Regions from separate parts of the Homo sapiens genome. Here region 1 is linked to region 2. A link is a contact called in ENCODE Hi-C or POLR2A ChIA-PET data. All regions are on one chromosome and are shown on one strand. The core of a region is the stretch at or near the end of the contact, and the rest is flanking DNA. Distances in the headings are between cores, read along the strand shown.

Evidence for each region. A loop is a pair of places that touch in the nucleus more often than their neighbours do. ChIA-PET counts read pairs that join two places held with the same protein, here RNA polymerase II (POLR2A). Pooled maps may share reads with other maps.
Region 1: a loop to region 2 is called in a pooled map, with 2.4 times the contacts of the local background. The contact joins the enhancer-like site here to the promoter of MATCAP2 in region 2. A Hi-C loop is called at or near these places in 2 of 50 pooled maps. POLR2A ChIA-PET finds 5 or more read pairs at or near these places in 3 of 52 experiments (MCF 10A, activated T-cell and naive thymus-derived CD8-positive, alpha-beta T cell).

Annotation. Positions count from the first base shown.
Region 1 is chr7:35,645,895-35,650,414 of GRCh38, reverse strand. All of the region lies in intron 5 of HERPUD2 (HERPUD family member 2), which reads left to right. Among named protein-coding and RNA genes, the nearest start is that of HERPUD2, 47 kb to the left of the region's middle. Within about 2 kb of position 3,079, at least 7 of the 41 ENCODE cell types and tissues checked have a DNase peak (open chromatin) inside an H3K27ac peak, as active enhancers do.
Region 2 is chr7:36,364,627-36,369,054 of GRCh38, reverse strand. It overlaps MATCAP2 (microtubule associated tyrosine carboxypeptidase 2), which reads left to right and starts at 1,815. Exons shown (of 7, transcript NM_001199706.2): 1 at 1,815-2,139. The coding sequence starts at 2,115. RefSeq lists a silencer at 2,066-2,165.

The DNA of each region.
Region 1 (4,520 bases), core at 1,830-4,329, 720 kb after region 2:
GTCTCGGGGCCCGTGTGCATTAAGGGTCTCTCTTGTGGCTAGGATTACAGGAGTCTGCAGTGGGAATGTAGACTGCTGGGGGTCCCCACTTAACCTTTCCCTGCACTGGGGAGCCTTTCCAGGCTCCCAGCCCATCCAGTGCAGCAGGCTGCCTTGCTTCCCTCTCCTTCTTTGCCGTAGGTGTTTCCTGTCACTTCTCTATTGAATTCCAGCATTCTCCCTTAGGTGATCTACTGGAAGTGTGATCATCTACTTAGTATTTTTGTTCTTTTTTTGTGGAGGAGGTGAGTATCAGATGCCTCTAGTTAGCCGTCATGAAGCCTCTCTTAGAATCCCTATTGTCTGATTTTTTAAAAGTAAAAATTTCTTGTAGCCCAGCACTCAGAAATAACCATATAAACCAAAAATAAAATTCTCAAGTCCCCCAACCATCTGAGTGGACCTCTCCTCTTAGCCCGGAAACTCCATAGTGAACCTGAAAAACTGGTTCAGGCCATGATGGGAAGGGAGGGTGGGACATCCCTCATTATACCCTCTTCCCTTTTGGAATTCAGGAAAAGCCGACCAGCATTTAACATCAACACAGACCTTAAGTCTGATAAGAAATACTTACAATCTATTCTCTCTGAAGGCTGCTACCTGGAGCTTTATCTATATGATAAAACTTTGGTCTCTACAACCCCTTATCATAACTCAGACATTCCTTTCTATTGATAATAATTCACCCAATTGCCAATAATATTTTTTAAAAATCTGCCTATAACCTGGAAGCCCCTGCTTTGAGTTATCCTGCCTTTCTGGACCAAACCAATATATATTTCACATCTTTTTGATGTCCCATGTCTCCCTAAAATGTATAAAACTAGGGTATCCCCTGACCACCTTGGGCACATGTTCTCAGGATCTCCTGAGGGCTGTGTCACAGACCATCGGTCACTCGTATTTGGCTCAGAATAAATCTCTTCAAATATTTTACACCGTTTCACACTTTTTGTTGACAACGATTACTAACGTTTTAGTAACTATCCTTCTAAACACTTCTGTGTGTGCTTTTAAAATAGAAACATCACACTGTTTGTTTTGTAAACTTAAAAAAAAACATAATACAGCTTGGACATATTTCCAGGTCAAATATAAATCCACAACTTTTTTTTTTTTTTTTCAGAGATGGAGTCTCGCTCTGTCGCCCAGGCTGGAGTGCAGTGGCGCAATCTCAGCTCACTGCAAGCTCTGCCTCCCAGGTTCACGCCATTCTCCTGCCTTAGCCTCCCAAGTAGCTGGGACTACAGGCGCCTGCCACCACGCCTGGCTAATTTTTTGTATTTTTAGTAGAGACGGGGTTTCACCATGTTAGTCAGGATGGTCTTGATCTCCTGACCTTGTGATCTGCCTGCCTGGGCCTCCCAAAGTGCTGGGATTACAGGCGTGAGCCACTGCTCCCGGCCATAAATCCACAACATTTAAAGTCTGTATGATTTTTCTTTATGTAGGTTTACTAATTTGTTCACACATATATTGATGGAGAGCGTATTAGTTAGTTTTGCTGCATGCTAACCTCAAAATATCAGTGGCTTACAATACATTTTATTTTTCTTGTTCACAGATCTTTTAGTCACTGGTGCAGCTCTTTCTTGGATTGTAGATTGAGTTCAGGGCCGTTTCAAGTTTCTCATTCTCTTTAGATCAGTAATTTCGTGGCACACATTCTTCTCATGGCAAATGACAGGAAGACAAGAGGGCAAGCTAATGACTGAGCACATTTGAAGTCTTCTATCTGTCACATTTACTAATACTACATTGGCCAAAGCAATCACATGGCCACTCTCAACAGGTCAGCAGCATTGAGAGGGGGAAGTATTGCAAAATTACATCAGGTGCTGTGCTGGTAAATGCTTAACAGCTGGCTTTGGTGGGGGTGAGGGAAATAAAGCCCTAGATTTGTAGCATTTGCTGATTTCTCTGGTGTAAATACTCCCATCATGGCTCAGCAGTCTACTGTTATGAGCCAGGTAAGCCAGCGTAAACCAGCTTTGCCACTGAGGGGCACATAGTATGCATGTATAATCCTGTTATAGAAGACTGAAGAACTGGGGCGATCTTTTACCATAAATATTTGGTCAGTTTTATTCCCGTGAAATATTACCATAATCAGCATTCTTAAATATGTATGCTTACATATTAGCAGTTATTATTTTAGGATAAATTGTGACAAAGGGAATTCCTGAATCAAAAGTGTTCTTAAGATTTTTGAGGCCCTTAAAGACTTGCAAAATTGCAGTAAAGTTGTACCAGTTTACTTTCTCGGTAATGTTGAAGATCCTGAGTCTCTTTACTTGTACAGATATGTACTTGCTAACGTGATAAGTTGGAATGTCCTTGTTTTAATCTGAGACATGATAAAGAGGCATTCTTTATGTTTTGTGAGTTGCTTATTTGTTGGTGTGGTGGTTATCTTTAAAAATTCATTTACCACACTTTATCCAAAAGGATATTAATAACTAATACTTATTGAGCATTAGCAGAAGTTAGGCATTGTATTAAGCACCTATATGTGCCTTACTTCACTACATTTTATAAAAACTCTGGTCTCAGCACTGTTATCTGCCACTTATGGATGAGGAGAATGAGACTTAAAGGTTATGCAGTTTGCCTAAGTTCACAATAGCAGAACTAGAATTCAAATCCATTTTTAACTTGGAGGCCTATATTCTTAACAGCATTGCCGAAGTGACTATTTTGTCTATCATTTGTTTCACTGTTCTTTCCTAGGTTATCATTCGTATTTTGACTTTGTTCATAATGGCAGTGTCCCACCTCCAACCACAATTCAAAACTTTTTTCTGGTCAGATCTACCCGTCAGATTTTAAGTATTGGTGACTGTGTGAGCAAATCTATTTGCATGAAGACCCTGTGACTTCATTCAGTAAATGTTTACTTTAGAATCTGCTGTGTACTAGGCACTCAGGAGAGGAAAATGAATTCTGTACTTTCTCACTGAAAGTAGGTCAGATAGGCAAATGAATTACCATCTGCTGATGGGCTGTCATGGCCTCGAAAAAAATGCTGAGGGAGCCTGGAGGAGGGTGGGACTATCTCTGCTTGGAGGAGTGGGAAGGGCTTCAGAGGTGATAACATTTGAGCTGCCTTGAAGGGGGTTAATAGGGAGAATAAAGCAATCGCAGAGTCTTGAAAAGGAGGCTTCTGGGAACACAGTGGGGATTCCATGAGGTTGCTGCTTGGTCGCTTGTATGGAGTGGTGGGGGAAGCAAGGCTAATTTAACAAGTTTCCTGTGAAAGTTTGTTCCTGAAGTTTCCAGTTCCTTTAATCTCTTCTCCTCTGTAATTTTAACTTTTTAAAACCTACGATGATTGTATTTTGGTATAGCTTTCAAGTATATAATTGTGAATGACAGTCTTTCTCCTTCTTGGTTTTTTTTTCATAATTTCTAAGGTACTCCAGTAATTTTATGTGTTTCAGTGAATTTGCCTTGCTCCCTTTTTTCTGTTATTATCCTACAGTGCTAACTAGTATAGCCGATCTGAAAAGAAAAAAACAAGCTGTCAGAACTTCTGCCACCAGCTGTGATTTCCTCCAGCTTGTTTATTTCAGCTGTTTCCTCATTGTGAATTTCCTAGGGGCAGAGGGAGAAACCAGGTTATTATCTTACTCAGTTTTCCTTGCATAAAGAATATGACATTTTCTATGGGGACAGGCATATTACACATTCCAAATAGTTACATTTTCCTCATGTTTCTGCTATTTTATTTTGCTTTTTGCCAAAAAAAGAAGACAATTAATTTAACATTTTGTATTTTCTTCCAGTATGCTTGCTTGCTTTTTCTTTTTTTAAATAGATGGAGTCTCACTCTGTCGATGAGGCTGGAGTGTGGTGGTGCCATCATAGCTCACTGCAGCCTTGAACTTCTGGTTTCAACTGATCCTCCCACCTCAGCTTCCTGAGTAGCTGGGACTTCAGACATGTGCCACCATGCCCAGCTAATTGAATTTTTTTTTTTAGAGATAGGGTCTCGTTATGTTGCTTAGGCTGGTCTCAAACTCCTGGCTTCAAGCAGTCCTACCATCTCAGCCTCCCAAGTAGCTAGGATTATAGGCTTGAACCACTGTGCCCAGCTCATTATCCTTTACTTTGTAAATGTTTTTATTTAATATAGTTGAAATTTTTACTGTGTTGGTAACCTTACATGTTTTCATTTAATGTTGAATAATTAAGTGGAATTTACAAATTACTAGATTAAATAGTTGCTTATAATCAGTATTTTATTTTCAATATTTTCTTAATGCTCATATGAAGTTGTTCAAAACATATTTATTGTGCTAGATGCTAGAGATACAGTAATAATGGATAAAGCCCATTCCCTATTCTTAGGAACACAGAGACTGGTCAGAGAGACAGTAGATTAAACAGGCAATTTATTTTTAAAATTATTTTCTAAGAGGTAATACATGTGAGTGGTACCGTGTTCAAAACAAAACGAAACAAAAGTATGTAAGAGTTTC
Region 2 (4,428 bases), core at 566-3,065:
AGTCATGATAAATCAATAAAATATATAATAAATTAGATAATGTTAAGTGCTAAGTAAAAAAAATAAAGCAGAGAAGGGCTATAGGAAATATGAAGGAGTAGAATTTTAAATAGAGTGGCCAGGGAAGGGCTCACGAAGAGGTGACATTTGGATTAAGTCCTGAGGAAGTAAGGGAGCTAGTCCTGCGGATATCTGAGGGAAGAACATTCCACGCAGGGAGGATTCCAAGTTGCAAAGGCCTTGAGGTGAAATAGTGCCTGGAATTGAGGAATATCAAAGAGGCCAGTGTATCCATCGGGGAGGAAGTAGTTGGGGATGAGATCAAAGAGGTGACAGGAGGCTAGGTCATAAAGGACTTCACAGGAAAGGAAGCCACTGAAGATTTTGAACAGAGTGACATGATCTGATTTTTTCACAGGTTCACTCTGGCCAATGAGTTTTGAGAACAGTGTGAAAGAGGGTAGGGTGGGAATACAGAGACTGTCTAGAAGACTGCCATAATCCAGACAAGAGGTGGTGGTGGCTTGAACCAGAGTGGTAGCAAGTGGCTAGATTCTGGATGTATTTCGAAAACAGTAGTCACAGGATTTGAAGACAGAATATGAAGTGAGGTTATCCAGTTTTTGTGATATAGTTACATTTCCATTGTTCTCTCCTAAGTGATGAAAAAGACACAATTTCTCACAAGTTGCCTGTCATTCTCAGGGTGTGACGGTCCTGATATTCAACTTTCTTTTGTTCCTGAGTTTGAAAACACACCCCAATTATTTCCATGTCTTAGCCTTGAGGATGAAGAGAAAATTTAACTGTCTGAAGACTGACAGTTGCCAGCACTATCTCAGCTCCTCCTAAACTGTAAGCTCCGCTAGGCTTATTTCATTTCCCTTGATATCCTCAAAGCCTGCCTCAGAACCTTGCACACGTTAGGGTCTCAAAAAATGTTTGTTGAATGGTTTAGTCTACATTTCCCATTCCCACCGTACTTTTTTTTTTTTTTTAGTCTCACTTTGTCACCCAGGCTGGAGTGCAGTGGCGCGATCATGGCTCACTACATTCTCACCTCTCGGACTCAAGCAATCCTCCCACCTCGGCCTCCCGAGTAGCTGGGACTACAGAAGTGTGCCACCACGATTTGTTCACTTTTTGTGTTTTTAGTAGAGATGGGTTTTCGCCATGTGGCCCAGGCTGGTCTCCAACTCCTGGCCTCAAGCGATCCACCCGCCTTGGTCTCCCAAAGTGCGAGGATTACAGGCATGAGCCACCGTGGCCCGCCTCCCATGGTTATTGTAAAAGATTAAATTTTCATACTTGCTAATGTGAAAATGAATAATAAACTGAAAATAACATTCAGCCCCTATCAATTGCACAATCACAAGCTAAAATGTGAATTTCAGCATTAAGGATAGTATGCTGAGGTACCGTCAAGTGGTCATTGAGCCTCCTGCACTTTCCACTCTTACTAGCTCATCCTAAACGTGTTTTAGCTTCCCCGCACCTCGTAAGGGGAAGGACGGGTAGACTGGCTTTGCTATTTGCAGCTAGGGCCGAGTGTCACAGCGCACCATGGAGTTAAGTCACCTTTGAACGGGTACAAACGTCTCTGAAAGATCAGTCAATATGCGTTACCCACTGGCTGGAGACCCCAGCGCGCTCGCGGGCACAGCCACAAGCCCCGGAGGCACTGGCCCGCGCTGTGCACGCCGGGAGTTGTAGTTCCTCCCACTCTCTCTCGCCGCCCGCGGGCCTTCGTCGCACGAGCGCCCCCAGCGGCGCGCAGGCTCCGTGAAGCGCAGCGCGCGCGGACCCCGGGGGCAGTTTCCTAGCAACCGGCGGAGCGGCTACGTCACGGTGGCAGGTTCTAAGCGCTGCTGGGCACCGTAAGGCCGCCGTGTGTACCTTCCAGTAGCTACGGGCTGGTGGAAGCGCTGCTCACAGTCAGTGTCGGTACGTCTTCGTCCGCCCTTACCCTCCTTATCCTGCTCCAGGTAGCGGAGAGCCGCCTCCCGCCGCGCCCCCGCCACCGAGGCCCGGGTCAGAGGCTAGAGGCCGCCCGCCCCTGCGCGGCCCTTTCCCCTGAGCCCGCGGAGCCCGCCGCCCCGGGCCTCGGGGCGACGATGCTGGAGTCCATTCGCGTGACGGGTGAGTGCCGGGAAGGGCTGGCCGCGGCGGGGGTGCGGGGCGGACCGGGGTCCCGCCGCCCGGGGCTCAGGTAATGGTAGCCACCGGCTGGGCGCGCCGCTCGGGACTCCACCCTGCGCCCCGACCCCTTCGGGGCGCGCAGGAGGCGCTCGCGAAAAACCTGTGGAGGGAAGAGAGAAATCGGCCCCTTATCCTTTCGTCACTTATTATCAGTAAGTACCTGCTGTGGAATCTCGTGGAAAAGATTGTAATATTAGACCGGTTGCTGGTCTTACAAAGGTACAATCCAAAGATTGTTAAATCCTATTTCAAAACACGCTAGGTGTGTGATTAAGCTTCATAATTTTCTAGAATGTTCAGAAAAAATAAGCTAAGCGAAAGAACACATCTGTATATTTCATTATTTATACTGTGTATATTTGTGTGTGTATGCTTTTATTCTTAAACAGTGAGAACGTTTTGAGTTGATATTATTAATAGGCCATTTTACAGTACGGATTATACCAAGTGTAAAACATGGGTCTTTAAACAGACCCCAGGTCAGAAAGTCTGGAAGTTTACCTGCATTTTTTTAAATTCAGTTCAATCTCTGGGAGCACAGAACTTGACTCTTATTATTTGTAAATCGCTATGCGTGTTAGCTATTAAAAAAAACCTTACATAATATTAGAGTAATTTTCTAGGCCATTTTCCCAGCATTTGATTCTGTACGCAAACATTTCTGCAAGCAGGGTTTTGGCAGTTCAGAATTATGACGAAGAACAACGGAGTAAAGGGAAATACTCCTCAAACTAGTGCCAAAATAAAGCCGGAATTTTACATTTTAGAGCAATGCAGTACCTACCAGACTATTTTTCTGTGAGCATTCTAACTGAAAAACCAAACCTCTTTCCAGTGAAAATATTTATGATTTTAATTTTATACTGTTTTATTTCACGTTCAGTGTTATACGGAGTAGATTTGTGCAGTCACAAATCATGACGTTGCCACGATGTATATCATTTATGTTGACAGGAAACATAGTTCCAGGATCTGAGATCGAAAAGGCAACTTTAATTGGCATTAGAATTTTTAAAAATGTGATTTGATGTAGATGCTACTTTCATCTTAAAACACAATTAAAATGTCAAAAGTTACTTAAAAGTACCATACCTCCTAAATATGGAGCAAGGTTTCTCAACCTCCGCACCATTAACTTTGTTGTTGTTGTTGTTTTTGAGACGGAGTCTCGCTCTGTCGCCCAGGGTGGAGTGCAGTGGCGCTGTCTCTGCTCACTGCAATCTCCACCTCCCAGGTTCAAGCGATTCTCCTGCCTCAGCCTCCGAGTAGCTGGGATTACAGACGCATGCTACCACGCCCGCCGGATTTTTGTATTTTTAATAGAGACAGGGTTTCACCATGTTGGCCAGGCTGGTCTGGAACTCCTGACCTCAGGTGATCCTCACACCTCCGCCTCCCAAAGTGCTGGGATTATAGGCATGAACCACTGTGCCCAGCCTAGCACTGTTAACTTTGGACAAGATAGTTCTTCCTTGTGGGATGCTGTTCTCTGCCCCGCCCCCATAATTGTGACAACTAAAAATCACAATTGGGCAGGGGTGAGGGGTAGGGCAACATCTCCTTCTCCATGAGAATCAATGCCTTGAAGAAAAATATAGATTCTGTCACAGTGCACATTATTTCATTGAGAAATCACATAGATTAAAATTATTTTCCCAAACCATAACAATCATTGTAGAGATACAAATAAATTAATATTAGTATTAGAAAGTAGATACTATGATCAATTAGTCATGCAGAGTGATCTCTTGATATGTCAACATGTTGAGTTAGAAGTTTGAGAAGAGATACTTTAGAAAGTAGTAGACCCACTCCTCTTGTCTCATTTCCCTTCCTATAATTTAGTGGCAGTACATTTATGAATCCAACCCTGTATGTTTGCAAACCCTGAGGTAGACAATTTGGCAGTGAATTTCTATAGTACAATAAAGTTCAAATAGCCATTTGAGACCATGCAAGCCTCTAATTTACAATTCCTTTAAAAATAACTGGGTCATTTTTCAGACTACTTTCTCTCTTAAATATACTTAACTGCTTGAAATAATTCTAGAGCCCTGTGCCCAGCATTTCACTGCGATATCAGAAAAACCCAGTTTGGACAGCCAGAAACTTCATGTAGAGAGTTAAGCTGAAAACATGCCCTCCTCTCCCCTGGTCATTCCCTCACGATTCATTGATATCTGAGATGGCCATGTTCTTCTTTCTGGTTAGCAGAACTTGATTGTGGTA